Regions from separate parts of the Mus musculus genome. Here region 2 is linked to region 1. A link is a loop called in an ENCODE intact Hi-C map of the cell type or tissue named here. Cell type or tissue: heart. All regions are shown on one strand. Links, peaks and the distances in the headings refer to the core of each region. The heading gives the core; the rest is flanking DNA.

What was found. Peaks named below come from ENCODE experiments on the same cell type or tissue, not always from the same donor. Only the 100,000 strongest peaks of a DNase experiment are listed, where the experiment ranks them.
Region 2: a loop joins it to region 1, with 2.1 times the contacts of the local background. A loop is called at or near these places in 2 of 42 quality-filtered maps.

Annotation. Positions count from the first base shown.
Region 1 is chr4:107,944,323-107,960,643 of GRCm38, forward strand. It overlaps 4930407G08Rik (RIKEN cDNA 4930407G08 gene), which reads left to right and starts at 9,610. Exons shown (of 3, transcript NR_131071.1): 1 at 9,610-9,649; 2 at 12,694-12,771; 3 at 15,820-16,321. It overlaps Gm40221 (a long non-coding RNA gene), which reads left to right. Exons shown (of 3, transcript XR_867994.1): 3 at 2,205-3,052. In heart, for the core only: a CTCF peak has its summit at 8,708 (motif pointing right); no DNase peak of the experiment used is centred there.
Region 2 is chr4:108,022,559-108,038,879 of GRCm38, forward strand. It overlaps Podn (podocan), which reads right to left and starts at 9,396. Exons shown (of 13, transcript NM_172874.4): 1 at 9,312-9,396; 2 at 7,380-7,495; 3 at 6,050-6,110; 4 at 4,418-4,737; 5 at 2,958-3,051; 6 at 1,719-1,783; 7 at 745-854; 8 at 1-79. The coding sequence starts at 4,732. In heart, for the core only: no CTCF peak of the experiment used is centred there; DNase peaks (open chromatin) are centred at 8,563, 9,443 and 10,083; H3K4me3 peaks cover 1,658 bases; H3K27ac peaks cover 1,358 bases; H3K27me3 peaks cover 2,500 bases.

The sequences.
Region 1 (16,321 bases), core at 7,435-9,934:
TGCCCAAGTCCTGACTGTTCTTGGCAGATTACTACAGCAGAGCTGTGGCTCCCAGGCTGAGGGCAGCAGAGACTGGCAACCAGAGTTCAACTGTCCTATGTCAGCAATGGCAGGGCACCAGCCAGAGACACAGCTCCAACTGTATCTCTGACATCTCAAACACCCTGAAGAGTTCTTTTTGGATACCTGTAATGCCAAATCCTTGACTTTGCCTCAGAAAAGACTTTCAGCCTAAGCCAATATGCAGCAGAGTTGGAGTTTATTATTTAAGCACAGGAACAGAGAAAAGAAAGTGGCTCAGGGCAAGAAGACCTGCCCTGGCGTGGGGGTGGCCTTCTCCAGAGAGTCACAGTTCATTTTCACCACATACATAGGATTTTCAACTCATACATAGGAGTTTGGTGAGTTCTGGAGTCATTACCTTCAAAGAGCCGCTAAGAAATTCGAGATCCCAGGGTAGTTTCTTCGATGTACAAACAGAACTTCAATTTGTAAGACTCTAGGGCCCAATGATGCTCTCAGCTTCATGCCGCAGAAGCACCTGAATGTCCCTGAACCCTCTGGCCTGGAAAGATTGGTGTCTATGCAGCAGCCACCTAAAGCTTGGGGAGAACTTCCTGAAGCTGCTGATGCTCTCACAAGGAAGCCTGCTGTAGGGTCGACCAGTTGTCTTAAATGTAGAGGGTGCTCCCTCTGAAATAACAGCAGAAAGTATAGTACTGTGGCAAAAGTCAACTAGCAATAGTGCCACCTGTTACCAGTATCAGGTATCAGTCTCCATACAGAGCTGTGTGCAGTTTTCCACAATCACCAGAGCGTAGCACCACCACAAACACGAGAGTCATGAGTTGTACAGTGACTTAATGGCTATATATACCTTCATAAGGCGAGAGCAATTTCAGATCTCTGTCAAATATGTGGTCCCCTGTGACCCTGGGCTGTTTGTTGAACCATATGCTCTCTATATATGTATGCATATAACCACTTTAACTCAGAAATATGAAAAATCTGTGTCTTTTTTTTTTTAAGATTTATTTATTTATTTAAAGTACACTGTAGCTGTCCTAGACACTCCAGAAGAGGGAGTCAGATCTCGTTACGGATGGTTGTGAGCCACCATGTGGTTGCTGGGATTTGAACTCCTGACCTTCGGAAGAGCAGTCGGGTGCTCTTACCCACTGAGCCATCTCACCAGCCCAAATCTGTGTCTTAATTAGGGTTTCTGTTGATGTGACGCAATACCATGACCAAAAGCAAGTTGAGAAGAAAAGGACTTCTTTGGCTTACGTGTCTGAATCACAGTCCATTGAGGGAAGCCAAGACAGGGACCCAAATCAGGCAGGACATGAAGGCAGAAGCTGATGCGGAGGCCATGGAAGGGTGCTGCTTACTGGCTTGCTTCCCATGGCTTGCTCAGCCTGCTTTCTTATAGAACCCAGGACCAGCGGTCCGGGGGTGGCCCACTCACAATGGGATGGGTCCTCCCCCCATCAGTCACTAATTTTAAATGCCCTACAGACTTGCCTGCATATAGCTGGATCTTGTGGAGGTGTTTGCTCCTTGAAGGTCCCTCCTCTCAGATGACTATAGCTTGTGTCAAGTTGACATAAGACTAGTCAACACAAGGTCCTCACTGAAATGGAATATTACATCTCTGTTATGGAAAACAGCTACAGGGATCATTGACAATGGCAGTGAGTAGTAATTAAGAACAAGACCGAGCGTCCCTGAATAAATATATATCATTTGATTTGCCAATTTAAAACAATGGGCTGGGGTTGGGAAGACAGGTCGGGAGTAGAGCAGTTGCTTCACATGAAGAAGGCACTAGGTTCAATTCCCAGTACCAAACCAAACCAAAACCCCAAAACCTAAAATGAAATTAATGAACTATATTAAGAAGAAAAATAGAACAATATTGTGTAACATTCTTGTCTTCTGATAAGCCCAGATGTTTAACTTTTTACAATTCTTTACTGCTGGGACTAGAGAGATTTTTCATTGTTTAAGAGCCCTGGCTGTTCTTGCAGGGTTCAATTCCCAGCACCCACATGATAGTTTGCAAACATCTCTAACTCCAGTTCTGGATAATTTGGCACCCTCTTCTGGGCCTCACAGGCACCAAGCACACACGTGGTACAGAGACATACATGCAGGCTAAACACTCATACACATAAAATTTTAAAAAAAATTTTTTTTTGTAGGTTAATTATTCTCAGCTGTCTCTGGAAGATAGGCAGCAATTTTTTTTACCTAATCTCCAGGAGCATGGGGAAGAAAACGGTGAGTGAGTGAACATTTTTATTGCTTAAATTTATTTCCTTTTATTTTTTGAGATCCAACTTTGTAAATCAGGCTAGTCTCAAACACCTTGGCCACAGTGAGCCTCTCTGCTCAGTCTCCCAGTACTAGGACCACAGACACACACCGCTGCCCTGTGCCAGCTGGGGGAAATCACAATGCAAGCACCTTAAACTTCAGTATCTTTGCTGGATCCCGGTGAGCCTGTCCCGGAAAAGTGGGACTATTTATGAAGGGGATCCTTGCAATTTGAAATTTGTCTTGGGTTCTTACTATAAAATCTTCGGGAGTCTCCAGTGTGTACCATGGCCCTGTTTCCAGACTGAAATATGACCTGATAATGAGATAATAAGTATTCCAAGCTGGCCTCATCTGGTTTTCAGTATTCTCTTCTATGAGTATCACATAGATGACAGAAGATGGCTGGTTATTTCCAAGGAAAAAAGTTCTTCCTTGTAAGTGAGTCAGACTTACAAGTTCTGTATGTGAAGATTTTGTTCTTGTTGTTGGTTGGTTGGTTTTCTTTTGTTTTTGTTTTTGTTTTGTTTTGAGACAGGGTGTCAAGTAGCCCAGGATGGCCTCAAAGTTGAGCTACAGCAAGGATGCCCTTGAACCCTGACTTCCTGCTTGTACCTCTCAAGTGCTGGGGGGCACAAGTATGTATTCCTAAACTTGGTTTATGTGGTGCCAGAAATCAAATGCAGGGCTTTCTGCATCAACAGGTGAGCACTCCACTAACTGAGCTACATCCCCAGCCCTTGATTTTTTTTAAAAAATTATTTATTTAATTTTATTTTATGTGTATTGGTGCGAGGGTGTCAGACCCGCTGGAACTGGAGATACAGACTGTTGTGAGCTGCCATGTGGGTGCTGGGAATTGAACCCAGGACCTCTAGAAGTGAAGCCAGTGTTCTTAAGCGCCGAGCCATCTCTTTAGCCCCCTAGCCCTTGGATTCTTAAAAAGATTTATTTACTTATTTTTATGTGTATGGGTAATTTTGTCTATTTGTGTTTCTGTGCACCATGAGCAGGGAGTGTCCACAGAGGCCAGAGGAGGTCACTGGAGCCTTTGGAACTGGAGTGATAGGCAGTTTTGAGTCACCACATGGGTGTTGGAAAACCAGCCTGGGTCATCCACAATAGCAAGTGCTAGTAACTATGAAGGTATCCCTCCAGCCTCCAGCCTCCAGCCTTTCTTACCTGCTTGAATTGAACTAGGACCATCCTAGACCCCATAATAAATATGTCACCACTTTCTGACTTATTAATAGATGCTGCAGCTCCCGACAGATTGCAACAGCCTCTGCTGTAGATTATCTCAACATTCCTTACACTGATGCTACCTGCCAGGCACTGCCTGCAAAGTAGGGAGTGCAGCAGGGACCAATCAGAAGCTGGAGCCTTCTCATGCTCTCTCTCTCTCTCTCTCTCTCTCTCTCTCTCTCTCACACACACACACACACACACACACACAGCCCTCAGCTTTATCCTTGCTCTATAATCACTAGTTTTGAAATCTCTCTGGTGAGAGTGATCCCTTCATTTGCAGCCCTGGAAGCTCACTAGGGACATGATACATACAGGCTAGGTTCCCTTTAATCATTAAGCAGATTTCAAATGGGTTCTTGTCAGGGCTGGCATCACCTTCTTCATCCTAGAGAGGCTTGCACTTGTCCCTGATGGGTAACGGCAATAGCAGGCATTGTGTGCAAGCTTAACAGGTATCAGAGTGGCCACTGTCTCTTCACGAGTGTCACAATTAATGGGTTTTGCAACACTCCCAAGGCCACACAGTCATCAAGGAGTAGAATAGGGGCTGTATCCCACACAGGTGACCCTCAACTATAAAATCATTTTGTTACTACTTCATAGCTGTAATTTTGCCATTATTTGTAATGTGAACATTTGATATTCAGGATATCTGATATATGACCCCTGGGGGTAGTGATCCAAAACTTGAGAAACACTGCTCCACAGTGGTTCTTTTCTACAGCTATTACTAAGAAGCTGCAGTGGCCTGAGCTGCCCATTCTCAATTGTTTTAACTTGTTTTGTTAAAAAATGAGACAGTTTGCCAGGTGGTGGGCACTCACACCTTTAATCCCACCACTCCTTGGAAGCAGAGGCAGGGGCAGGGGCAGGGGCAGGGGCAGGGGCAGGGGCAGGGGCAGGGGCAGGGGCAGGGGCAGGGGCAGGGGCAGGGGTAGGGGCATAGGCAGAGGTAAGCAGATTTCTAAGTTCAAGGCCAGCCTGGTCTACAAATCAAGTTCTAAGACAGCTAGGGTTACACAGAGAAACCCTAACTCAAAAACAAACAAAAAACCCAACCAAAACCAAAACAAACAAACACAAGATTTGACATAAAAGAAATAAGAGAGCTAACACTCTACTGAAAATGACAGAAACAGTGTGGATGAGGGTCATGAGGCTTGCACCTATTGTGATTTCCCACGTCCCTCTATTTCTGCTAAGGACTGAACCCCATGGTCTTGTGTGTGCTAACCACACATTATCCCACCAAGCTACACTCCAGCTCCTTATCTTGAATTTTCTGGCTGAACAAACTGTCTTTCTCTGTTCCTCAATTTTCTCAACCGTGAAAAAGGAATAGTGAAATTTTCTAGTAAAATTATTGTTGAGATTAAATTAATTAAAGCCTGCAAAGTCCCTGGAATATGACCGGTGCATGTGACTGCTGTTGTTATTATCTGCACCCAGCCTAAGTCACATGATCATCCCAAAGGATGTTAGCGACTGCCTCAGGGCAAAGGGTGAGGTGAGATGAACTGGGTAAAGGCACCTTTCCAACTGAAGACCCGAACTAGAAGGGGTCCGGGAGCCTGGGCAAAAGGCAGCAGGTGGAGCTGACTGCAACAATACAGATGTTTCCAATGAAGCCACAACCCCAGGTGTTTATGTAAGACCCCCACTTTTAAATCTTAGCAACTAAGTTAGGTTTGTACAAATTTCTCAGAATGCCAATGAAAACAAGGGTTGTCGGCCACCAATCCATGACTTCTAAATGTTTACATCGATTGCTTAATAAACCAAAGGAGAAGCATGAAAACATCTGATACAATAACCACCCCGAAAATCCACGCAATAACTACCATGTGCTGTGTGGTGTGTATCACGTCACCACAGAGCTGTGACCTACGGGCAGCCTGAAGACAGGTGTACATCTCCACTGCACAGGCGTAGAGTCTGAGGTCTGCTGTGAGAGATCACAGAACTAGGCTGCGGCCAATTGGGTGGGGTGCTACGTCTCTTGTGCTCTCCTCTGATGGCAACCAGACCCTGGAGCTCCCAACATTACTACAGAGTACCATGCAGTGGGCTCAACTTTTAGGGTCCTAGCCGTCCCTGTGCCACAGAATACCCCTGGGGACATAATCAAATGTGCACTCGAAGGATCCCACTCCCACCCGCTGGGTCACAGGCAGTAAAGGGACAGCTGGAAATTTGTTTCCACAAGCATTCCCCATGGCTCTGATCCATGCTTTCCTAGTCTAGTAAACATTGCTTTCTTCTGGAACTTTCCAGGCCTCTTGTAAACATTGGTAACACAAACATTTATCCCTATGTTCCCCTTTCTTAGCGTTTCTTAGTGTTTCTTTCTGGAGACTCTCTTTTCCTGTATATGGAAGTATAAAGATCACTGTTCTAGGTTTTTCTACCATTTCTTTGCTTGACTATTTAACCAATCCCACTTTGTGAGCATGGGTGCTTTCTCCCTCTAAAAGGCTAGAGGGAACTGGCCTTCTGCTTGTGACATTTCCTGCCTCTCCAAGTTAGTATCAAGAGCCAAGCACAGCCGGGCATGGTGGCGCACACCTTTAATCCCAGCACTTGGGAGGCAGAGGCAGGCGGCTCTCTGAGTTCCAGGCCAGCCTGGTCTACAAAGTGAGTTCCAGGACAGCCAAGGCTACACAGAGAAACCCTGTCTCAAAAAAAACAAAACAAAACGAAACAAAACAAGAGTCAGGCACAGAAGGCAGCGGCCAATACAAGGCTGTGGGTTCAAGGCTAGCCTAGTCTACTCACCCAGAACCATAGAGTGAAACGCTATCCAAGAAAGAAAGAGTTAAGGTAACTCTAGAAATAGGATGTTCTACTAAGGATGAGATGATTTGAAACTTTTATAGAAATTGTCAAATTGCAGCTCAGAGAGGGTTTACTATCTCTCCAGCAATGACACACACATTTCATCACAAAGTCACAGGTAGAATGTGCTAGGGTGTAGCCAACTCTAATTTCAAACCATTTCTCTTATTTTGAATGAAGCCAGGCATCTTCGCATATGTTGAAAGGCCATGTGTCTTAGTTAGGTTTTATTTCTGTGAAAAGACACCATGACCACAGCAACTCTTATAAAGGAAAACACTTAATTGGGAGCTGGCTTACAGTTTCAGAGGGTTAGTCCATTATCATCATGGCAGTGTGCAGTCAGACATGGTGTTGGAGAAAGAGCTGAGAGTTCTACATCTTGATCCATGGGCAGCAGGAGACTTTGTGCCACACTGGGTGTAGCTTGAGCATAGGAGACCTCAAAGCCTACCCGCTCCATGATGCATTTCTTCCAACAAGATCACACCTATGCCAACAAGGCCACCCCTCCTAATAGTGGTACTTCCTAGGGGCCAAGCATCTGGACACGTGAGTCTATGGGGGCCATGTCTATTCAAACCACCACACCATTCCCTCTTTCCTCCTCCTCCTCCTCCTCCTCCTCCTCTTCCTCCTCCTCCTCCTCCTCCTCCTCCTCCTCCTCCTCCTCCTCCTCCTCTTCTTCTTCTTCTTCTTCTTCTTCTTCTTCTTCTTCTTCTTCTTCTTCTTCTTCTTCTTCCTCAAAGATTTATTTATTATATGTAAGTACACTGTAGCTGTCTTCAGACACTCCAGAAGAGGGTGTCAGATCTTGTTAGGGGTGGTTGTGAGCCACCATGTGGTTGCTGGGATTCAAACTCAGGACCTTCGGAAGAGCAGTCAGTGCTCTTAACCGCTGAGCCATTTTTCCAGCTCCCCATTCCCACTTCTTGAGCTATGACTGCCTTCAGTGCCATCTGCCTTTTTCTGTAAGGAAGCTTTCTTCTGCCCCACCAGCACAGATTGTCCCTTTAGCCAATAACTTGCACACAATGTTTCCTAGTTAATTTAAAATTTTTTAACTTATTTATTTTATGTATATGGGTGTTTTGTCTGCAAATGTATGAGTACCCTGTGTGATATACGTCCTGTGTGATAAACCACCTAGTACCCCCAGAGGTCAGAAGAGGATGTTGGCTGAGACTGGAGTGACAGATAGTTGTGAGCTGCCATGTGGGTGCTGGGACTTGAGCCTGGATCTTCTGGAAGAGCAGACAGTGCTCTTAAGAAGGGAGTCATTTCTCCAGTTACCCAATAGCAGATTTTTATCATGTCTCAATCATCATTGAGAGCTTAAGTGAATCTAAAGTGGGAAGAGGCAAAGGTGGAAGGGGAGAACTGACTCCACAAAGTTGTCCTCTAGCCCCACACACAAAGAGTAATAATGAAAACATAATTTTTAAACTGATTAAAGGAAATAAACCTTCATTTAAAAAGACAATTGTTAATTATGCAAACTGATAAATAAATTACATGCAATTACAATTAAAATCATGGTATGGACAATTTTCTCCCTAAGATGGAGACTCATGTGTTTGAATGCTTGGTCCTATTAGTAGGTGCGGCCTTGTTGGTGTAGGTGTGATCTTGTTGGAAGAAATGCATCATGGAGGGGGTGGGCTTTGAGGTTTCCTATGCTCTGGCTACACCCAGTGTGGCATGAAGTCTCCTTTTTTCCCCTAAAACACGCCCCCCCAAATGTTTATTGAAGGTCAGTACAAAGGAGGAGGAAGCAGAGACAACAACAAACATAGGAGGAAACGAGCCTTAAAAACTGTCAAAAATGGGCTGCCTCCATATCTAGGTGTGTGAACTGCTCTTGCAGATCATCTGAGTTCTATTCCCAGCACCCACACACCGGGCAGCACCACAAACTGGGGGCCAAACATTCACACTATGAGCCTACAGGAGCCGTTCTCATTCAAACCACCACACCCATACACATAATTAAAAATAAAATCAATCTTTAAAAAATAAAATAATTATTAAGCTGAGCGTGGCGGTGTGTGGCTTTAATCCCAGCTTGCAGAAGGCAGAAGCAGGCAGATCTCTGATTTTGAAGCCAGACTGGTCTATAGAGTGAGTTCCAGGACAGCCAGGACTACACAGAAAAATCCTGTCTTGGAATATTAAAAAATTAATAATGATAGTAGTAATAATAATAATAAATGTGTTTAAATTTTAAAAATCTATTTATTTGTATGTGTACAGGTATTTTGCCTACATGAATATCTGTGTACCACATGAATGCTTTGTGCCTATGGAGACCAAAAGAGGGCACCAGATCCTCTGGAACTGGAGCTACAGAGAATTGTGAACCTTTAGGAATTAAACCTGGGTCTTCTGGAAAGGCACTGAGTTCTCATAACCACTGAACCATCTCTCCAGTCCCTGTATGGGTGTTTCTCCTGCAGGAATTTCTGTGCAACACAAACATGCCTTGTGCCCATGGAAGCCCCCAAAGAGTTTCAGAGCCCCTGGAACTGGAGTTACAGTTGTGAGCCACCATGTAGGTGCCAGGAATTAATACAGTCCCTCGGGATGAGTAGCCAGGGCTCCTAACCCCTGAGTTGTCTTTCTATCCTCTAGAGAGACTGTCTTGGGTATTGTATGAATGCATCACCTGTCATAAAAGGCCTGTGGTTTAGGCAGGAAATAGAAGTGGGACATCTGGGAGAAGGATTCTGAGATAACCAGGTGTTGTGATTATAAAAAGATAAAATAATATTAAGATATGTTCTATGGGGGGTGGTGAGGTGTGAGGTAAGGGGGTGTCTCAGGGGGCCCATGCTGAGGCACCCCCCCCCAGCCACACCACGACAAAGACAGTGTAGTATAGAATACAGTTTATTCAGGGCATGGGGAGGGGAGTTAAGAGGGTAGAAGAGGCAGAGAAAGGCAGAGAGAGGAAGAGAGTAGAGAAGTAGAGGCCGGCCATGAGCACGTGGAGAGAGGAGGAAGGGAGGGGGAAGGGAAAAGCCCAAGATGGCAAGAGAGAAGCAAGAGGGAAGCAAGAGTAAGGGAGAGAGGAGGGGGCAAGCAGCCCCTTTTATAGTGGGCCAGGCCTACCTGGCTGTTGCCTGGTAACTGTGGGGAGGAGCATACCTGGCTGTTGCCAGGTAACTGTTGGGGTGGAGTTTAGACAGAATGCTAACACCAGGCAGGAGATTCTCTGGGAAGATGTGACAAGATGGGTACACAGGTAATCAGCCATGTGGCAGAATACAAGCTAGAATAAATGGGATATTTTAAGTTATATCTAATCAGAGAAGAGCCTAGCTAAATGGCCATGGTATTTGTAAATATATTTTGAGTCTGAGTCTTATTTCTGGGGACATGGGAATGAGAGGTAGAACCGGACCGACCATCAACAAAATGTTGCCCAACACGGGGTAGTTAGAACCTAAGCTTACAGCCTAAAAAGACCCAGGTAAAAAGCAGGAAATAGTCAGGCTAGCCGGACAAGAGATCTGGCCTCTAAAAACCAAAAAAAATAAAGAACAAGAACAGACCGAAGCCAAAGCTTCCCCGAACAACACAAGACGAATAGCTGGGAAAGAAAGTTCTTAGCCAAGAAGCAGGAACCCGCAGAGAGAGTACAGAAGGAGGCTTTTTAAAGAGGCCCCTACTAAATTTAAAAACAGAAAGTAGACGTTGGAGCTTCTCCCAAGGGCAAAACACTGCAGTGCCAGGTAGAGTGCGAGAAACCAGCTCTAGGTTGCATGCAGCGGATGCAGCCACAAACGGCAATACCTGGGGAGAATTCCTGGAAACCACAGCTATAGGATAAGCCACTTCAGGTTCTCCCAAGCTTGGCACAGCAGGTTGACCCTGTCCTGTCCTAAGGGAATTAACGCTCAATACTCATGGCGTGCAGAAATGCAACATTAAGTTTGCTGCTGCAGCCAGAATTGGACAGAAGGCCAAGACACCATTCCCTGTAAACAAAGGGTCAGGGGTGTGGCCAGGCACCGCACAACATCTGCGCTAAATAACAGCAGACACGGGAGACAGAGATGGGCAGATCTCTGTGAATTCTAGACCAGGCTGTTCTACACAATAAAAAAGTTCTTTGTATATAGAGACTGCTGAACTTAATCAGAATGATTCTGAATGGTTGGCATTGTTTATTCAGCTACAGTGATCAGAAATTAAGAAGCATCCATTGTATATAACACACATCAGAGCCCATACAGTTCTGCCAGGCCCTCTGGCACAAGGTAATAGTGAGATTGAGCAGCTATGGATAGGAAGTGTACTAGAGACTTCAGAATTTTATAAAGCACACACACACACACACACACACACACACACACCATGTTAACAGCAAAGGTTTAAAGAAAGAATTATCTATCACTTGACAACAAGCCATGGAAATTGTGAGGGAATGTCCTACTTGTTCTTTATATAACCAAACCCCATTACCTACAAGAAGTAACCCTAATTGTACCCAAAGAAATGAAATCTGGCAAGTGGATATGTTTCATTTTACGGAGTTTGGCGAACTAAAATATAAACCCCATACTATAGACATTCAGGATTTCAGTGGGCAACTGCCTTAGCTTCTGAAAAGGCAGACTCTGTAACTATGCATTCGTTAGAAGTTATGGCCATTATGAGACTACCCATACAAATTAAGACTGACAATGCTCCAGCATATGTCTCTAATAAGATGAAGCAATGTTTTACATATTATGATATAAAACATGTTACGGGTATACCACACAATCTTACAGGACAAGCAATTGTGGAGAGATCTAATTATACCTTAAAAGAGGTGCTTAACAAGCTAAAAGGGGTAACAAAGACCCCCACAGGTAGATTGCATAGTGCTTTATCAACCTTAAATTTCTTTTGAATGTTAGTAAGCAAAAAAACCTATGGCTGCAGAAAGGCATTGGATTGCAGAAAAAACTGCTGAACCTGTGCCAGGAAATGTTCATGAACCCCCAAAAGACCACCAAGGAGCCGATTCCGATGTAATCTCATTATGGTCTCTTTATTTAAGCTCGAGCTTGGGCCACACCACCATCTTTGATGCAGGAGAATGGGAGGGGGCCGAGCCCAGTTTCAGACAAGCATTTACAGAGGCAAGAAGGGGGTATCTAACCTGGTACACATCTGATTGGGGGCCATTATGTCCTTTAACATGATTGGCTGGTTCTGGGAACCAAGCCATAAACTTCTGCTTTTTTCCTGATTGGTGGTTGTTAGGAAGTGAAGTGCCAGGGGGAGGCTTGTAACCTGGAGGTGCAGATTTGTTGGGGAATAACCGGGAAAGTGGTGCTAGACACAGGTTTTGTTGGGGGATAACCTGGTAACTGGTGCTAGATACAGGTTTGTTAGGGGTTAACCTGGAAACTGGTGCAAAGTACTGGCCTGTTAGTTAACTTAGGTCAGGTTCTCTAAGATAGAGTCTAAATACAAAAGATCTGGCCTCTCAAACTAAAGCAGGCTGTTTATTTTAAAGATGTCCTAACCTCAGAATGGAAAACATGGAATATGTTACACTGAGGGAGAGGTTATGCCTGTATTTCCACAGGAAAAGAAAAGCTGTGAGTTCCTTCCAAATTGATAAAAATCAGACATGACAAAGAGAGGCCCTCCTGAAGAGGTTATCTATGGACAAGAAGAGGGAGATTGACAAGATAAACAAAATAGGTGATGTTCACACTGATCTCTGTCGATGGAGACAGCTATGGGACTGGCTGAGACTTAAATGTCTACATTTGGCCAATAAATCTTGTTGGCTACAAAGTTCTTGCAACTTATTACTAAACACCATTCTTTCATCGGGCATGAATGGAGAATTATAGTGCAGTTTGATTATGTGATCAAACTGACTTCTAAAGAAATACAGTTGTCTTTTACCTGCTCAAACAAAGATCAGGAAATCATCCTTGATTGATCTGTGTTTCCTGCGCATCCCATACCAATGTCTTTATAAAACTCAGCTTTGTATATTGCAAAATAAAGGACCAGGAGAGCAGCCCTGACAGGAGTCACCCTTGGGGATGCTGAGATTTCAGATCCCTGCTTGGTCCTGCCTCAGGCTGATGCTGTTCCTAGAGACTTTCTTCTAGATCAGCTTCAAGAAGGACTGCGAATCCCGGATGACCTCAGCTCACCCAGCCTTTCAGACCGTTCCAATCCAGACTTCAGTTAAGCCCCAAACTTTCCCAACACAGAAACTAGACAACAAGTGCTACAGCTTGCTTTCTTAAATTTTTTTCTAATTTTCTTGAGCCCCCAAACAGGAATTCTTCACCCAGTTCAGCAGGAAGCAATTATCAGAAGACCGTCGTCCCAAGCCCTTAAGTTGAGGTGAACAATTTTAGTCATTTTATGAGTTATATGTTATCATTTTAGGGGGTAATTAGAAATAATTATAGTCCTGAACAGAGAGAAGACAAAATAGGGAGGTTAGAATCAGGGATTTCTTTTTCTTTTCTCTTTCTTTCTACGTAAGGTAGGAAGTTGAAAAGAAATGGGGTGAGGATAGAGAAATATTATAACAAATTGGACAAATAGGGGTAGATTTTTGAATCTACTCTTAAACAAAACATCAAACAAACAAAAACATGTTACAGTCAGGCAGGAGATTGACCCAGGAAGATGTGAGAAGATGGACACATGGTACCTGAGCACATGTAGCCAGCCACATGGCAGAATGTTGGTTAAAATAAATGGGTTATTATAGTTATGATCTAGTCAGAGAAGGGCCTAGCTATATGACCAGGGTCTTTGTAAGTATATTTTAAGTCTGAGTCTTATTTCTGGTAGCATGGGACTGGGAGGTAGAACTGGACCCAACATCCACACCATTCTCTGAAAATAAATATTTTTATTAAGTACTAAAGGGCTTGTTAAAAGTATATGCAGCTCTTGCAAAGGACCTGCATTCAGTTCTAAGCACTCACATGGGGTGGCTGACAACCACCTATAATTCCAGCTCCAGAGACTCCAACATCCTTTTCTGGCCTCCCTAGACACCTGCACTCATGGGTACATTCATACCTCTCTGCCAAGACACACATAATTAAAAAGTAAAAATAAATCTTTTGGCTTGTTTGTTTGCTTTTTCAAGACAGGGTTTCTCTGTGTAGTCCTGGCTGTCCTGGAATTCTTGTAGAGCATGCTGGCCGTGAACTCATAGAAGTCCACCTGCCTCTGCCTCCTGACTGCTGGGATTAAAGGCATGTGCCAAAAGGAAATCTTTAAAAAATGAAAAGTATTTTAAAATGACCATAATGTACTAATCATGACAAACTGTTAACAACAGTGTAGGCAATCACCCAGTGGGACAGGCCCAAATGATACACACTTAATTTTATTTCAATACAGCCATTTTAGCTTAAGGTGAAAAGGTAGATTTTCAATATGTGGGACAATTAAGTAACCTAAAGAAAAACAATATTAGATTTCACACCTGCCTAACAAAGTTGGGTAAAGAGTCACATAAGAACAGTAATGTTATGACAATTCTTAGAAATGTGCCCAGGGGAGTAACACCATTGTTCTGGGGAAGGTTGGGTGTTGTTTCTTGTGTTTTCAGTGTTAAATTGAAGCCCAGATCCCATGTCTGCCATGCAGAGCTCTTCCACAGTTTTTAAAACAAGACACGAGGAGACATAGCATAAAGGAAAGGATGGATGCATTCACTTACATTAGAAGTTGTAACTTCTGCTATCTAAAGGCTTCTAAAGCTAGAGAAATGCATAGTTAATATATATATAATATAAATGATAGTTAATGTGCGGATTATATATCAGTAAGAAAAGGCAACACTATTAAAAATATTCAAAAGAAATCAGTAGCGTTTTCACCCACCATGAGGCACAGATGGCTTGGTAATATATTAAAATATATGCCAATGTAATAATCAGGGAAATGCAAATATACAGGATGGAATGCTCTTCACAATGAGCTGATTAGCAAAAGTTAATGAATGATTAATCAATGCCAAATGTTGGTGAGCGTGTGGCTTCATGGGATCGTCCATACATAGTGAATTAACACGTCAAATGGCAAAACTGATTTATAAGTGGTTGACGTGGTTAGGTAATGGCAAACATCTGTATCACCTGTGACCTGGTAACTCATCACTGCGTGGGTAGCCTAGAGGGACCAATATGAGTAAGTTAGTATTTAGGTGTTTACAGCAGTGTTCAAAATGGGATACTGGCTAATGGGGAGGGAAGAAATATTTTAGATAAATACTTGAAATAATTTTATGAGATGACTAAGACTTGCTCCTTTGTTTTGTTTTGCTTTTTTTGTTGTTGTTGTTTGTTTGTTTGTTTGTTTGTTTTTTTTTTTTTGAGACAGGATTTCACAGTGTAGTCCAAGCTCGCTGGAACCTGTTGTGTAAACAAGATTGGCCTTGAACTTATAGTGATCTTCCTGCCTCAGTCTCTGAAGTACTAAATGGGCCACTATTCCCTGAAAAGCCTACATCTTGACAGTGGCATCCCTAGATTTTATTTAGAAATTAAACTCAGGGCTTCTTGTACACTAGACAAATGTTCACACACACACACACACACACACACACAAAGTAATCCTAATAAACAAAAATAAGTGTACGCAATACTCTGATAAGCTCATTGTAAGGCTCTCTGGTGAGTCTGGAAGCTCCTTAATTTACATCCTGATACACTCACTATAATAGAGTCTGTAAGCTGAACCATCATACATTGGGGCCATCTGTGTTACAGTGTCCCCTGTATCTAGACTATGACTGATTGAACAGTAAGATGACTACAGTTACATACATACAGGCAGTGCTTACTGTGAGCACAACCGTTCTGAGTGTCCCATGTGTGAGTTCACCTCTATATGCTAGAATGTCATTATTTCTATGCTACATATAAGAAAACTCAGCTCAAGGCCCAGGGTAACTGAGTCAAACCCAAGTCATTTGCTTGAGGTCTGTGCTCTTCATAGCTGCCCATGGTACATGTGTTTCGTAAAGAATGCATGAGTGGACCAGTTATAGTGGCTGAGCCAGCTGTGATCTCACTGAAAGTTCTAGGCCAGCCTGGACTACAGAGTGAGACCCTGTGTCAAAGATACAAAACTACAGAATAAAGGAGTATTCTGGTCTGCAGAAGAAAAGGCTGGAGAGGGAGAGCATTCCAGCCAGCCCACACTTGGTGCAGATGGTCTCTGGGCTGGGCTCTGCCTTGACAGTGGGTTTTGACATCCTCGACCTGCTCCGCCTTAGAAACAGGGATGGCTTCAGTGCCCTGTGATTTGCGCAGCCGCAGAAGCCCTGTACTCAGAAGGGTTTCGTGTTTGGCTTTAATGTTCTGCTGTCATCGCCTATAAAACCATCTTAAGTTTACCTTTGAACTTGTGTTCTATACACAGTGTGTGACGGGCCAGTGAGTCTGCTTGTGAGTAGAGGAGATATTTACCACGCAAGCCCAGCGCTGCGTCAGCCTTTCCATTCTCGCGTTGTATGCGGAACGCCTCATGGGTGCGCGCCAGGGAAGCATGGGAGTACAGCAAGGTGTAAGCAAGCTCAAGAGAAGCTTGGTCAGGTCTGCGAGTGAGCAAGCAGGAGGCCTGACAGCCTCCAGGAACCCCCACTTTCTTCTAACGGGGCTTGCTTTGCTCTCACCAAGGACAGAATGTATTCTGGGAAATTCAGCCAAGGAACCTCGTGTTCGTTTTATTCACGTGCCTTCCCCGTAAAGGTGGGCCACTCACAGTGAGAGTAACACAGACAGCGAAGACACTGGCTCCTCTCAGTCTTTCCCTACTCCTCATTAGGCATAGTCAGAAAGCACCCGTGGAGTATGTCTCATTGAAACGTGAAACACATGCAGTACTGTGCGGTGTTTTCCGAGGTCTGTTTAAAAGCAAAATG
Region 2 (16,321 bases), core at 8,408-10,907, 79 kb after region 1:
CTCGACGTTGCTGGAGCCATTGAACATGTGGTCCGGCAGCCCGGCATCTGCTAGCTTGTTGTTATGCAGGTACACAGACCTGCAGGATTGAGGTACAGTCCTCACCCCACCAGGGCTCCCTGGCCATAAGCTAGCTTTGCCATGTGCCTTCAAACTCCTGCTCAAGCTGAAGTAGGGACCAGGCTACTTTTCTACTCTCTTAACCCAGGGACACTGAGTTAAAGAACTTCAGAGCCCCTACATGGACAGGAACAGGGACCAAAGGCTCAACACCCTACCAGAAGTCACCACATAAATTAACAGCAGAAATAAGACTTCATGGTCCAAGGCAGGCACCTGCATCTGAAGCCCTGTGTAGAAGTCCTGTGTAGAAGCAGCTTCAAAGAAAGGCCTGTGGGAGGGGGTTTTTCTACCCAGACCCCACCACTCCCACATCTCTGCCTGCGAGAGGGGTTTTTCTACCCAGACCCCACCACTCCCATGCATACACTCTTATTCCTCATTTACTGTTTGGCGTCCTCCTCATCCCACAGGTTTCAGCCTTCTGGTTCCTGCACTCTGATAGGCCCTAGGTGTTCCTTCTCCATACCCCTGGACACAGCCCACAGCCCCCCACCGCACAACAAGCCCCTTCTCGGGGCTTGCCTGTGTCTCCTGCTTTGCCTCTGCTTCCCCCAAACCTCCCATACTCTCCCCACATTTATACATCCACACCCACCCAAGATCATCCCTCTGACCTCTGACCTCAGATTTGGCTTTTGGCCAAAGGTGAGTCCATAGATCTTAGTGAGATAATTGGCAGCAAAGTCCACACTGATCAGGGCGTTTGGCAGGAATCGGGGTGCCAGTGTCAGCTGAAAGGGAAGAGTTAGCAGAAAGACCAATAGAGGTGCAGAAGCTAGCTCTGGGCCCTGCCACTCGCTCATCTGCTCCCCTGCCCTTGGTTCTTCCCTGACAGCAAAGCCACTCTCCCAATGTAGAAACTAGTTCCATCTTTTGATGAAATAAACATGTCCAGCCCCCACAGCCTTGTCAATCAAAGCCTTTTGCACCTGTCCCTGCTCTTCTGGCCTCCTGGACTCACTGGGAAGAACTAAAAGAAGGTCAGAAGAAATGGTGAGAATTGAGAAGTATCTGACTATCCATGGGTGGAGGGAAGGCAAGCTCTAGCATGCCATAGTTTCCATTTATTATTTACTTGTATACATTTTGAAACAATGTCTCCTTGTGTCCAGGCTTGTATCAAATTCCTGGACTCAAGTGATCCTCCCACCTGAGCACTGGGGAGGATCGACACAGGCCACCTAAACTGAACAGCCTTGCCCGGAGCCCAGGCTGGAATCTGCCTGCCCTTCATGCCTTACTCAAATGTCATCTCCTCTAAGAAGCCTTCCAAGTGCCTGTGTGACAAGTTGGGCTCTCCCTCCACCCATATGCTGGAGGTATTTGCTGCTTCATTATCAGACATGCTCTAGATTATAGGGGATGCTATGTGTCCCCTTCTCAACATCAAGGGCAATAGTACTGGGAAACAACCACAAAGCTCAAGGGAAGAGAGTCAGGAGGGTAAGGAAGCCTGCCCACTCCAGGAAAGCCCACCTACCTCAGGGAAGCCCGCCCACCCCAGAAAAGCCCGCCCACTCCAGGGAAGCCCGCCCACTCCAGGGAAGTCCGCCCACTCCAGGGAAGTCCACACACCCACCCTCTATGGCCCTCACCTTGTTGTTGGCCAGGTACAGGTAATTGAGGCTAGTAAGATGCTCAAATGCCTCCTCTGGGAGCCCTTTAAAGGACAGGTCAGAGCCCTGGATGAAGGAGAGGCTACAGGGGAGCAGGGGAACCACCAACTTGCTAGGCAGGGCCCTCCTTTTCCAATCAGTCCAGTGTCCACCCTGCCTTCATTCTCCTTCTCGTGTGGCTCAAGCATAGAAGCAAGCAGCTAAGGGGCTTGCAGAGGGACTGAGGGACCCAGTCTAATCCTTTGACCAGGAAGGAGTGCTCCCACAGGGATGACTGCAGGGGGTCAGAGCCCCTTGTCAACTTCAGCCCCACCTATAGGCAAGAGCAGCCAAGCTGGGATGAGTTCAGAGCAGGAGAGGCCTCACTCCTGATCCCTTCGGACAGACGGCTTGTTACAGTTACTTAGACTGGCCCCTCTCCAGCCCTGAGCTGGCCTCTGACACCCAGTTTCCACTCCAGGACCACCAGATGCTGGAGAGGGAACAGTTACATAAACCATAGACTGTCTCTCCAGGGAATACCCTGCTGTGGAGTGTGATGTGTTGGCCAGAGAGAGCTCTAGCAACAGCAACAAGAGAAACAAATGGCTAAGCGAAACAACTCAGGCCTCCACAGCCTATTGCACACAGCACAGTGAACTATCGCAGGAGTTCACTGTGGATTAAAGTCTAAGGTGAGTGACTGTGGGTCATAAGAGGTGACTGACTGTACGTTGTATAAACTCACCCAAGCACAGCAAACTGGATTGGACTTTTGAACTGAGTCATTTGTGGTACATAAATTACATACAAATAAAGCTACTTTCTTTTAAAATGGGGGAGGGAGAATACTAAAATCTTATTATTAATTAATTCAAAGTGGAGGGACTATGAGGTGTTTTTTCCCCCTTCCACATTGTTTTACAAAAGTTCTATCCCAATTATGTACTATATTTGTTTTGGGGGGGGGGGGACTTAAGAATGCTGCTCTTGGATTCTAAGGGCCCTTGCAAACTGGAGAGTCTCTGACAAGTTCCCAGGAAGCCTGTGTTCTCAATTCCCAGGCCCCACCTCCTGGGTCTCTAACAGTCACCATCAGGCTCAGGCTCATATCAGAGAGTCTCTTTCACCTGCCAGTCCAACTCAAGCCTGCCCGCCCCCACCCTGGGGTTTGCAGGGCTAAGTTCTCACCACGCCCCTCAGGCCTCTGATTACCAGCCCTTGTCCCAGAGTCCTCACCTCGGGATGTCAGGCGGTTGTTCTGCAGGTTCAGCGTCTCCAGCCGCTGCAGCCGGGACAGCTCCTCGGGGTAGATCTTCTCCAGCTGGTTGTTCTGTGTGGAGATGGGGCAGCGGCAGGTTGGGGGTGGGGTCAGCGGAGGTTGGGGGTGGGGTCAGCGGTGCATGAGGCTTCTGTTCCTACCCTGGCCCTAGGAGCGGCACTTTCTTAGGGACCTGCCTTGGAATTCTCTCCTGAGGCAGACAGTGCACAGCAATGGGCACAGCGATGTGTGAGTCCCATTCTTAAAGAGCCCACATGCAGACATCTACCCACAGTTCAGACCAGCAGGCACCAAGTGACAGTCACTTGGAGCTGATCCCTAAATAGAAGCGTGTGCCCTGCTCTGGCTCTGAAGTTCCCACTCCCCTTAGGTTAAGTTTCTAACCATTTGCTCTGGAAGGCCTTCCTGAGCTGGAGGAAGAGCCTGAGCTAAACCCCATAGCTCCACAGCCCCATAGCTTAAGTCCTCCCCCTCCATCTCTTTCTTTCTTTTTATTTTCTCTCTTTCTTTCCTTCCTTCCTTCCCCCCCCCCACCCCCCCAGTTGTTATTGTTGTTGTTTTTCAAGACAGGGTTTCTCTGTGTAGCCCTGGCTGTCCTGGAACTGACTCTGTAAACCAGGCTGGCCTTGAGTCCTGCCTGCCTCTGCCTCCTGAGTGTTGAGATGGCAGACGTGGCTAAGCCCTTTTATCTCTATTGGACCTCTTTGTTTACTCATCTATCAGTTGCACCCACGAACTGTGAGCACTTGAAGTCAGGGTGGGACCATGCCCTTCCTACACACCCACACCACACAGAACCAGAGGCCCCCACAGCAGGTACTGAGACAGTCTATATGTGACTGGGTGGGCAAAGGAGCCTAATAAGAACTGCCTTCAATTTGTCCTTTCCTCTCATTGGCCCACTGCTTACCAAGCCCCGCCCCCCTGAGTGGCTACAAGCAGATCTCCCACCTTCTCTTGATCTCTGGAGTAGCAGTTCCTCCTACTAGAGCTGCCCTGGATACACCAGGATCCACCCACCTATTCATCCACCCATGGGCCTCAGGAGGGGCCAGCACTCTCAGGGTCTGCTCTGAGCCCACTGCCTCCAGGAGCTGAATCCCCTTGATTTGGCTTTCCTAGTCCTGTAATGGTATTAGCAGCACCCTCTCTATGTGCCCAGGGGAGACATATTTACTCTAAAATTTTTTGTGGCAGCCCAGACTCTTCCACAAACCAGCAGGCTATATCTCAGGATTCTGTAATCAGGACATCACAGGTACCCCAAAGATGGGATCAGGACTCCATGAGTCTGATCTCCCCTCTTACCCCGAATCTGGGGCTAGTGAGAAACGGCAGAAATTGGAGGTTCTGAATAAGAAGCGAGCTATATAACCATATACGGTTGGGGAGAGCTGCTGGATAGCATTAGCCTCACCTGCAAGGAGAGATGGTTGGTGTGCTCGGGCAGGTCGCCTGGAAACTCACGCAGGTCAATGCCACCACAGTCCACTACACCTTCCTGGGAACAGGCACAATCTCGGGGACAGTCGACAGTGGCTGGGCCAGGCTCTGGCTCCTCGGAGCTCAGAACCAGCACTGGCTGATTCTCTTCCTCCACAAATTCATTCTCCTCGGGGCTCAGGGTGGGGGTGTCACTTCGGCCAAACACAGGTGCCCTCACAGGCAGCACAGGGCCCAGGAAGAGCTGAAGCACCAGCAGTAGGAGTGGCAGGCCCCTGCTGCCAGCCATGGTGCCTATGGGAAGAGTAGCTCAGCCCACCGCAGTGCCCAGCAATGCACTGGGCATGTATACAGGCAGTCACGATAGGTCATGAGACAGTTGGCACTTAGACCTTGATGACAGCCACCCTGTCTTATCAGGACTATCCCATGTGGTGATAGAAATATTGTGAAGCCCCATCCTTAGTCAGGGCTGCAAAACCTTCCGTAACTCTCACTAGCCTGGGTCCTGAGGAGTCTGTACCCTTATTTCACAAGAAGGAAGCTGAGGCAGGACCTAGACTGCTGTTGCTCTGACAGCTTCTGTGGCAGACCTTTGTCCATCTCCTAGCAGGTGTGTTCCTATGTTTTAGCGTCCACGTAGGGCCCCAAGGCTTGGGCGTGACACTCTTCCAACTCTCTCTCCTAACACATTCCACAGGATAGTAAGGGAGAACCCCTTCCTCCAGGCCTTTCCTCATGTTGTGGTGACAGCCCCCCCCAGCCATAAAATTATTTTCATTGCTACTTCCTGTAATTTTTCTACTGATGTGAATTGTAGTGTCAATATCTGACACACAACCCTTGTGAATGGGGTCATTTGATCCCCGAAGGAGTCATGACCCCCAGGTTGAGAATCACCCACTCTGCTTTCAACAGCAATGATCTGCCTCCCAACCACTTCATTACCCACTCTAGCATCCCTCTTCAACCATCCCATGTCTAGACCCACTTAGACTTCTCGGCCTGGCTTCTCCCAAGCCATTTGCTCCCAGAAGATGCTATAGTCCACCAGCTCACTTGTGAGTCCTGCTGCTGCACCATTCAGACACCACTTTGTGCTCTCACTTTCTCAGATGCCCTGTCTTGGACCCAGCTCTGGGTCCTGGACATACAGGCAGGGCAGATCACATCCCTGCCCTCTGGAGCAGGTAGGTGATACCATAACCACTACCCACTGGACTCAGGTGCCAGCATAAAGAGGCCCCTAGGAGGATGAGATATCCCAAGGGAAGGATAGGAAAGAAGAAGGTAACAGTCTGGTCCTTTAACTCTACATACAGTCCATGTGGCCTAAGCAGACTTGAACCCCAGCCTGCTAGTCCAGCAGAGAACCAGGGAGCCCAGTAGAGATCAGCGAGTGACACTGCCCTCCACCCCCGCCACCCCTCTACACATCATTATCTTCCCCTCCCCCATAGCTGATTCCACAGTCTTCTAACCAGACCAGCCAAGGAGAGGTAGGGGTGGGGGTGGGGGGGGGGAGTGGGCCTCAAATTCCCTCAGAGCAGGAGGCCAGGGAATGGAGGCAGGAAGGAGCTGGACCTCACAAACACAAGGTACTCACTGGACAGGCTGGCTTTCTTCTCTCACCTTTGGCTTGTCTCCATAAAAGTCCACAAGCTTATCTGTACAGATATATAATTTAGATCAATGTTCTGAACCGGACTGAAAATGTCTTCATCACGCTTAGAGACCAGCTAGCAGTGGCCCACTGTTAAGGAGCCAAGCTGAGCTCCAGGGCTTCTGCATCATCCCACCCCATGCTCCTTTCCTGGGGGTCAAGGACACCAAGTCCTACAGGGAAACCTGGGGCAGGCTCCTGGCTAAGAGGTTTGTGATCCCCTGTCCGCACGTCAACATGAGGCTATAGAGCCTTTAAGGTATGGCTAGTTCACATTAAGGCATGCTTTAAAGAACACACAGTGTGTGTGGATTTTAAAGGCACTGCAGAAAATAATGTAAAATGCCTCATTAATACTAATGATGTAGAATTCCTAACACTTAATATGTTGGATTAAACCAAATTAAGTTTACCTATCTTACATTATAAGACAAAAACCAAATTATTTGTACAGGACATGGAGGCGCATGCCTTTAATCGCAGTGCACCAGGGTGTGTTTAGGAAGGCCCGGGGACCAAAGAGTCTATGTGGAAAACTCCACAGAGCTCACCAGACTGTGGCATGTGGGAACTGGGAACAACACAAGCAGGCACAATGGCCACAGGTCCAGAACAAGTTACCCATGGAGTATGGACCTTGTTTCTGGAAGATAAGGAGCTGCTGACATGAAGAGGACTGTGGGCAAGACTGTGCAAGGGACAAAGAGGGAACAGTGCTGGTGCTCGGATGGAAAGCTTGGATTCCAGAGCAAGAAAGGAAGAATGGATGAGGCTTGGAGCAGATGCTCAGACCCCAGCACTACCTCCTGCACTCAGTGCAGTGAACACTCACCGAGCTCCGACTCTCTTCTGGGCTCTAGCTTGATGGAGCAATAGAAGGCTCAGGACTAGGCATAAACTATGCTCCTAATTTGCAAGCTGGAAACTCGAGGGCAAATGGTCCCTACTGCTGCCCACCTCAGAAATCTCAGACTCCTCAAGAGCCCTCGGCCCAGAGGTCTTGGCTCTGTCCTTTAAGGGTAGGCTGAGCCTCCCCTGATTCCAGGAGTGGAACGAATTTGTGAAAGGCAGAGGAGAAAGGCCTACAATATCATCTGTTCAGATTCCCTGCTGCACTGCGATTAAAGGCATGCGCCTCCATGTCCTGTACAAATAATTTGTTTTTTGTTTTATAATGTAACTGTTTTATAACTGTGTTGAGAGAGAGAGAGAGAGAGAGAGAGAGAGAGAGAGAGAGTGTATGTGTGTGTCAGGAACAGGAGAGATGGCCCACCTGTTAAGAGCAGTGCTCTGCTCACAGAAGACTGAGCCCAGCACTCTCTGGGATGACTCACAACCACCTGTAACCCCAGCTCTGGGGGATCTGATGCCACTGGCCCTTGCCAGCACCTGCACACACAAACACACAATTAAAAAGGAGGAAAGCAAGGGCACGATGGCCCAGCCAGTCATGGTTAGTGGCCTGCCTCCAAGCCTGATAACCAGAAGTTCAATCCCAGGACCCACGGAGGAGCAGGAGACAACCAATTCTGGCAAGTTGTCCTCTGACTCCCACACACGCTGTGTGGCGTGCACATATGAACACACACACACACAATAAGTAAATAAATAAATAGATTAATTAATTAATCAATTAAAGTTAAGACTAGGACTAATGGTTATCTTCTGCTCATAGCCCCAAGCTGCTCTTGAAGGCTGAGTAGGAGTTCCCCCAAGTGAACAAAGCGGGTGGAAACCATGGACAAGGTGTGGAGTAGTGGCAGGAAAGAGGCAGGTGTGTTGAAGCATGTAAACGGGGAATAGAAATTGGCTGTGAAAGCACAGCTTGCCGAGGGCATCAACCACCATGGCAGGACGTTAGTGATAGAGGGTCGTCAGGGTTCCAATAAGTCATGATCAACACTCTTTGTATGGCTCCAACAAGCCTACAGGTGCCACCTCCTACCCAGGATTCAGACGGAAGGGACAAAGAGTAGCTCTCATGGTGCACAGGTCATTGACTCTGACATCTGACACTTCTTACCTTACACACCGAAGACTGGGCCAAGGGCTCCGAGAGTGTACGGAAGGGGGCAGAAGCCCCAGACCAGTCATTGATGACTTTTTCCAGAGCAGCCCGGGCCCTTCCCAGTGGTGTTCGCCCTGTGAGCCCGGGATCTGGTCATTTGGGCTTTTCCAGGGCAAAAGGGAGAGGTGGAGAAGGAAAGGCCTACCCAGGGGTCTGCCCAGCAGACCAGGTGCCTCTTCGTGCCAGGCAGAGCGCGGTTGCACCTCCCCCAGCAGACATGCAGGCTGCTAATGCTCATCCTCCTGCCACCTCTTGCACACCTGCATCCTAGCCTGGGCGACAGCCCTCCCTGCACGCCTTCTTCAGCAGCAGCTGCCTCCCAACCCGGGGCCCCAGCACTGGAATCCCAAGCCGACCCCACCCCCTTCTTCCACCTGACTGCAGGTCAGCTATTCCAACTCACCCATCCCGGTCCACCCCAACCCCCACCCTGCACCAGGCTGATAGTGGTTCTGAGACCCACACAACCTGGGGACGACCGTGCTCCTTGCCCTGTCCCTTTCTGTGTTCCGCTGGAAGCAGCTGCCTAGACGGAATGGTCGGAGTGCAGTGCCCTGTGTTAGTTAGACTGCACCTAAACTGCCGAAACCAAGTTCCGCTGCTTGACTGTGCGCCTCACCTGCCCTGGCTCCCTGGGGACTGATATCTGCCTTTCTGTGCTTGTTTCTGTATGTAAAGAGGTCGGTGTTGGACTCGGTGAAGCCCCCGACAAACTGACGTGAAAAGACGCAGGATGCCCTGGGTCCCAGTTCTCGGTGCAGAGGTTCAGGCCCCTTCCCAGTTCCACCTGCCCCCACAGTCCCTGTCACCCGCCCGTGTGCCTCCACCTCCCCTCCCCATCCGCTCGCAGATTCTTTCCAGATGTGCGCAGCGGGAGGAGCCCGAAGGCAGGGACTGAATATCGAGTAAAAAAAGGGTCCCCTGCCCCTTGCTCCGGATCCCGCAGGGGGGCCGCCACCCCATATGGAGGTGTGCCTAACCGTGCCCCTTGCGCGGGGTCCGCCCGACAGGGTGGGATACGGCGATCCTCCCCTATCGCGGCTGTGGCAGTGGGAGCACGGCGGGATGTCAGAGAGAGCTGCCCGGGCGCAGCCGGTGGCCCGTGGTCCCTCGGCTCACCGGCTGCCCGCGTCCTACCTGCCGCTGCGCGCCGCGCCGTGGGCGGAACAGGCTCGCGGGTGTCCGCTGCGCTCCGCGGGCGCCGGCTCCTGTCATTCAAGTCGAGCCGTGGGCGCAGCGAGCCAAGTTTTGTTGTGGGTTCTCTCTCCCCGCCTCTCCCCCGGCCCCCGCCCCGCGTGCATCTGCCGGACGCCGGCCTCTCCCGACACAGGCGCAGGGTCCCGCTGGGCGCCGAGAGGGAGGGCCGAGCCCACGGCGCCGGGCTTGGCGGGGGGCCCACTTCCCGGGAGCTCGCGCCGCCGCCCCGGCCGGCCGCAGCACCACGCCCCCAACACCGGGTGCCTCCAGCGCACCACCTCCGCCTGCCAGCCTGCGGGCTGGGACCGCACCCAGGCAGGCCCCCCGCACCTGAGGAGAACCGAGAGGGCTCCTTCCTTCCAGTTCCTCCGCGCTCAGCTTCTTCCTCAAGGAGTTTGCAACCTTCCCGGGCACAAGTACCTTCCCTGTTCCCTCTCCCACCCTAGGGTCCGGAGCATGGCTAATGCTGCGTCAGCCAAGACCCTTCTGGACCCCTTCCTGTCAAAATTCCTCCTTCTCCTCCCCACCATCCACCCTCACTCCACTGGCCCTGGGCCCACAACTTGGTGAACCTTGAAGGAGAGTTAAACTGGACCGGAGTCTTCAAGCACACAGGTTCTAGTCGCGGAGAAAGCAAGGGACTGAGCAGGGAGCACTCCATATTGCTCCCAGGAGCTGAAAATGGTTCCAAGCACAGGCACATTAAGTACTAGCAGCTGAAGCAACACTGTTTGGCGCCAAGGGCTTCGTGGTGGAAAGGCGGGTGAGACTGGGTTTGGGTGCTACTTGGCACCTCTGCTGTGAAACAAACCTGTCTTCTACGTGCTGTGGCCTTTGGGCAGGACCTACTTGGCTCTCGGAGAGGGATAAAGATAATAAATCAAATGTGGAACCACTTGGCCACCTAAACTGCCGAGACCCTAAAGGGCTCTGGTTAAAGTGGCTGCAGACCTTTCCCTCCTGTGCTGCCAGGCAGTCAGTTTATATCTCCATGCATTAGTCTCTAGTCCTTACAGCCCTGCAAAGGAAGATTATTTCCCCATCTAATAAGTAAGGATGTGGCCTGTGCTTGGCTGCGTAACTAACATCATCATTCGGAGCTGGGGTTCTGGCCCATCTACCCATTGCAAAAGTCGTCTGTGATGCAAACAGGCAGGTAGGTAGGGATAGAGCCTGTGTTTGAACCCACAGCCATCTGTTTCCATTACCCATCACTGAAGAACTTAACACGAATGGGAAAGGGAAATATTTTGCCTTCTTTGGCCTCAAATTCCAATCTTCTCTGAGCTCAAACTTGAAAGTTGGTATGATTCACAAGATTGGACAGGGCCCAACAGAGATGCATCTTGTGTTTTCTGGACAGAGCCTAGATTCAAGTGGAGCTAAAAGAACTGGATTCTATTGGCTGGTTTACCCATGAACCAAAAATCTTCTAGAACAAGAAAAATCAGCACATGCTGAGTGCCAACGAAGTGCCAGGCACTGTCCTTAAACATCCTGGCCAGCCCTGTGGGGGAGGTACGGTAGAATACACCTGGAAGGGTCAGGGTGTTTTAGGGCTAGGCACTTAGAACACTACACACTCACTTCTGCTACCATCAAAACTAGCTCTGCCAAGCCAGTGCCCACACACGTACTGTGTCTGTGTGGTGCTGAAGGCACCAGCTACATTACAGCCTGGAGGGATTGTGAGTGTCTCAGGAGGAAACGGAGGTGACCCTCCGGCCTTCAGAAGGGATGGGTACCCAGCTGACTACCTGTGCACTTCGGCTCCTTCATGCTGCTTCTCAGAGTCAGCATCTGTTCAGTCTAAGATCACTACAGTGTATGGGGTCAAGTAGACCTGGGCCCAAAGGGAAATGCATTAAAAACTGTCTACATTAAACAGAAAAATTCCAGGTCTTCTCTGCACAGCTCTGGTCTCACAGTAAGTCCAAAAAAAAAAAAAAAAAAAAAAAAAAAGACAGCTGCTTTTATAAGACTGTTATCCAGACCTGACTGAACTCCAAGAGATGTCCAATAGAAACACAGACTAATATCAAGGGGCATGCCTGTTATCCTAGCATTTAGGTGGCTTGGGCAGGAAGACAGCAAGTTTGAGGCCGCTGGACTATACAGTGAAGTTCTGTCTCTAAAAGGGGTGGGGTGGGGGTGGAGAGATGGCTCACCAGGTAACACGTGCTGCACAAGCCTAATACCCTGAGTTCAGGTCCCCAGAACCCATGTAAAAGCCACACACTGCAGCTCATATGTCTGTAACTCTAGAGCACTCTGACAAGGAGATGGAAGTAGACAGAATCCCCAAAGCTGTCTCAGCAAGCACAAGGTGAGGGAGGGCTCACACTGGAGTTTGTCCTGGCTCCCTACACTCACACTCTAGCGCCCCATGCCTGAATTAACAGACCAGTAACACACTTATACACTAAGGTCTCTCTTGAAGATGACAAGTGTCGAGAGATAAGGACCTCCTGTACTGCCAGGCCAAGTGCCTTCCAGCTAAAAAGAGAAGGAAGCAACACAAAGACAGAGGGAAGACAGAGCCTGTGGGACATGGAGCTAAGGCTGAAGGACAAGAAGGCTTGCTGGAGTGGGTGTGGGGAGTTGATACTGAAAAGGAGAGAAAAGGAACAGCACGCTATTTATCATTCTTTACCGTCAGAGAAGAAGCGAATTCCTCCTCCCTTGAGCTCAGGACTCAAGACCTTTCCTCATCCACGAGCAGAGTCCTGAGTGCTGAGTGGCCGACAGGAGCTTGATCAGACAGAGTGCTGTTTGGGTCAGCGGGGCCTCTCTAAAGGTTTTCTTGTTGCTGCTGTTTTATCATTAGTACTGGGGATTGAACTCAGGTCACTATGCATACCAGGCAAACGATCGCCTGCTAAGCCCCATCCTCAGCCCTCTATTATTTGTTTATTTATTTAAATTTTGAGACAGGACCTCATCAAGTTGCCCATATCTTGAGCTTTTGATCTGTTTGCCTACTACTTCTCAAGTAAGAAAGCTTATAGGCCCGGAACTCTCACATCTGACTGAAGGCTTTTGACAGAGGCCAAGACTTGGGACTGCAGAGATGGCTCAGTCGGTAAAGTGCTTACAGGAAGACCTGAGTTCAATTCCCAGCACCCATATCTAAAAAATAAAGCTTAATGGTGTGTACCTATAGTCTCAGAAATGGGAGGTGTTGGGTAGAGACAGGATCTATGGGGCTTGCTGGCAGTTAGTCTAGCTTAATTGGTGAATTCTAGGCTCCCAAAAACTAGGGTAAAAAGGGTGGAAACATGGACCAATTTTTAAAATGTTTGCCATCCAAGCCTGACAACCTGAAGTTTGGATAACCAGCACCCATAGAAAAGCCAGACATGGCAGCACGTCTGCAAAGTACCCTAGTATTGTGGAGGCATAAACAGGCCAACCCTGAGAGCTCACTGGCCAGCCAGTCTAGCCAAATCAGTAAGCTTGAGGGACCCTGTATCAAAAACTAAGGTGGAGCCAGGCAGTGGTGGCACATGCCTTTAATCCCAGCACTTGGGAGGCAGAGGCAGACAGATTTCTAAGTTCGAGTCCAGACTGGTCTACAGTGTGAGTTTCAGGACAGCCAGGGCTACACAGAAAATCCCTGTCTCAAAAACAAAACGAAACAAAACAAAAAACCCCCCAAAACAAAAACAAAACCCAAGGTGGAGAGCAACTGAGAAAGATACCTAGTGAGGACCTCTGGTCTCCAAAGACATGTGCACACGTGCACATGAACACACACAAAGACAAAACTCATCAAGGAAGCAGAGAATGATGAGAAAACCACAGTTGGAGGCAGAATTGGAATGTGGGTCTTCAGGTTCAGCCCAGTGAGATTCTCATGTGCAGCAGCCATTCAATGGTCCCAGGAGGACCAGTCAGACGGTACACCCGAGGCTGCTTACACACTGAAAACTTGAAAGCTTTTGAAGAGTCCACTTCTTCCAAAGTTATGAACAAGTCCAAGTATAAGTATAAACAAGAGGAACAAGTCTTCTTTCTGGCTTACAGAAGAAATATTTTAAAGGGAGAAGTCCTCAGAACTGGCCATCAGTGGGATGTTGTGGTCTCTGTTCAGATGACCACTCGCCTATCACTAATGTCTGTCTCACATCATCTTCAGGGATAACACACATCTGTGGTTGGTGCCTCTATTCTTTTTTTTTTTTTTAAGATTTATTTATTTATTATATGTAAGTACACTGTAGCTGTCTTCAAATGCACCAGAAGAGGGCATCAGATCTCATTACGGATGGTTGTGAGCCACCATGTGGTTGCTGGGATTTGAACTCAGGACCTTCGGAAGAGCAGTCAGTGCTCTTACCCGCTGAGCCATCTCGCCAGCCCAGTGCCTCTATTCTGATCACTATCAGTTTTTATTGCCAAGTTCAAATGACTCTTCTTCTTTTTTTTTTTAAAGATGTATTTATTAATCTATGAGTTTCTGGCCTGCCTGTATGTGTGTTTGTGTGTGTGTGTGTGTGTGTGTGTGTGTGTGCACGATGCATGCACCTGGTGTCCAGGGTGTCAGATCCCCTGTAATGGGAGTTATGGATGGTTATGAACCACCATGTGGGTGTTGGGAATTGAACCCGGGTCCTCTGGAAGAACAGCCAGTGCTCTTAACCATGGAGCCATCTCTCTGGTCCTCAATTGATTTCCAATGTGTAATCACAAAGCAAACTCGAACCCTCCCTGATCTCTTTCTCCTTTGCTCACATGTGTGAGCTGGAGTCACAGGCCTTTGGCTATCATCTCATCACACCTAAGGCTTCTTTGAGCTGCCTAAGCCAACCATTCATGTAGTTTCTTTGTGTCCATTTATTCCCACCCTAAGTACCTAGTATTGGACAGCCCTGTGTCTTTCACACTACAGAAGGCGCCATATTCTAATAAGTGAATTGTAAAATAACTTGCAAGTGAAAAAAAAGGTTAATAGTGGGTAGTTGATTATAAAATTAGTACTTACTGTTTGTCTGTAACTTATGCAACCTTATTTTCTTTAAAGATTAAATTTTAATTACTTGTATGTGTGTGTGGGTGTATTTACACATGAATGCAGGTAAGCAAGGAACAGGAGACACGGGATCCCCCAGGGACTGGAATCTCAGACAATTGTGATCCACCTCACGTTTGTGCTGGGAATCAAACTCAGCGGCCCATGATCTAAACCACTGAGGCATCTCTCCAGCCCAGGCCTCGCACACACTAGGAAAGCATCCTACCGCCAGGCTACACTTCTTCAAGAAGTCTGGCTCGAATCCCCTACCAGATAAAACATCCAGCCAAGTGGAATCGGATTCCACACTTCTCAAGGGCCAGAAATCTAGCCCAATATTCTCTGTTCTTACCAAGAATTAAAGAGCTGTTTGTTGCAGCAGTCTCCAGACACATCCAAAATCGGACCCTTCCAGAAGGTTTTGTAACTCTCTATTGAGAAAAACTAAAATTTAGCCAGACTTGGCTGTGGTTCCTGATGGCCTGTAAATCTTTCAGGCCCCTCTTTAGCCCTTTACTATAAATCCCTAATTCTTACCAGTGTGGGTCCAACCCATGGAGTAATTTACATAGAGGTACAACCTGGCTGATTTCTTCTTTGGTAAATAATATTTATGGACTCTGTTGTGTTCAGAAAGCAGCCGTTGCCTAGGGCAGCTAGAACTGCAACATTTGGCAAAATCCAAGTCTTTGAATGTCATACTAAATGATTCTCTATTTGTTCATTTAGTTACTGCTTAGTTAGAGGCAATTAAATTGAAATGGTTCTTAGCTGGGCATGGTGATGCATGACTTTAATCTCAGCACTTAGGAGGCAGAGGCAGGTGGATCCCTGTGAGTTTAAGGCCAGCTGGGCCTACCTACAGAGTTCCAGGCCACCTAGGACTACATAGAGAGCCCCTGTCTGGAGGGGATAGAGGGGATAGAGGGACTGTCAGTGGTTAAAAGCATCTACTATTCCTACAGAGAATCAGGGTTCAGTTCTCAGCACCCATGTTAGGCAGTTCACAACTGTCTATAACTCCAGCTCCAGGGGATCCAACACACTTTAGGGGCTTCTAGGGGCACCTGCATATTAGATACACAGACACATAAATATAATTAAAAATAAAAATAAGCTTTAAAAAAAATAGTTGGTTCTTGAAGACACATAAGAATATATATAGTTGATTAAAAGCAAACTGCCCTCAGTCCTGAACAGAACTGGTTATCCAAACTCAGCAAGGTCTCAGAATATTCCACACCAATTATTTCTTCATATATATGTATATGTATATATATATATATATATATATATATATATATATATATATATATATATATATAACTTTCTCAAATAACCTCAGAAATGATCTACTGAGCATTAACGTGCACTTGGCCTTTCACAGCTACAACTGCTAACCCTCCTACACAAAGCAGGCACACTCACTTCAGGATTTACTAGCTGTGTGCCAGGGGCCTCGCTGGATCCCCAGGAACTGGAAGCCACCCAGCGTGGGTTCTGAGATCTAGACTTAGGTGCTATGGCAAAGCAGCAGGTGCTCTTAACTGCAGCTCCAACCTAACAAAAACAAAGTTTACCTGTGTGTGTTCGCCTGCACGTATGTATTTGTATCACGTGTGCCTGGTGCCTGCAGAGACCAGAAGCCGAGTATTGAATCCCCTGGGACTGGAGTTACAGAGTCACTGTGGGGCGCTGGGAATCAAACCCTCTACAAGAGCAATAAGTACTCTTAATGGCTGAGCCATCTCTCCAGCCTCTCAACTTAAAAAGGTTTATTTTTATTGTCTTTATTCAAGTGTGTGCCTGTGCAGACGAATGCCACATGTGTGCAGTACAGATCCTTTGGAGCTGGAGTTATAGGCAGCTGCAAGCTACCATGTGGGTGCAGGGGAGCAGACTTAGATCCTCTGTAAGAACAAGGGCTCTCAACCAC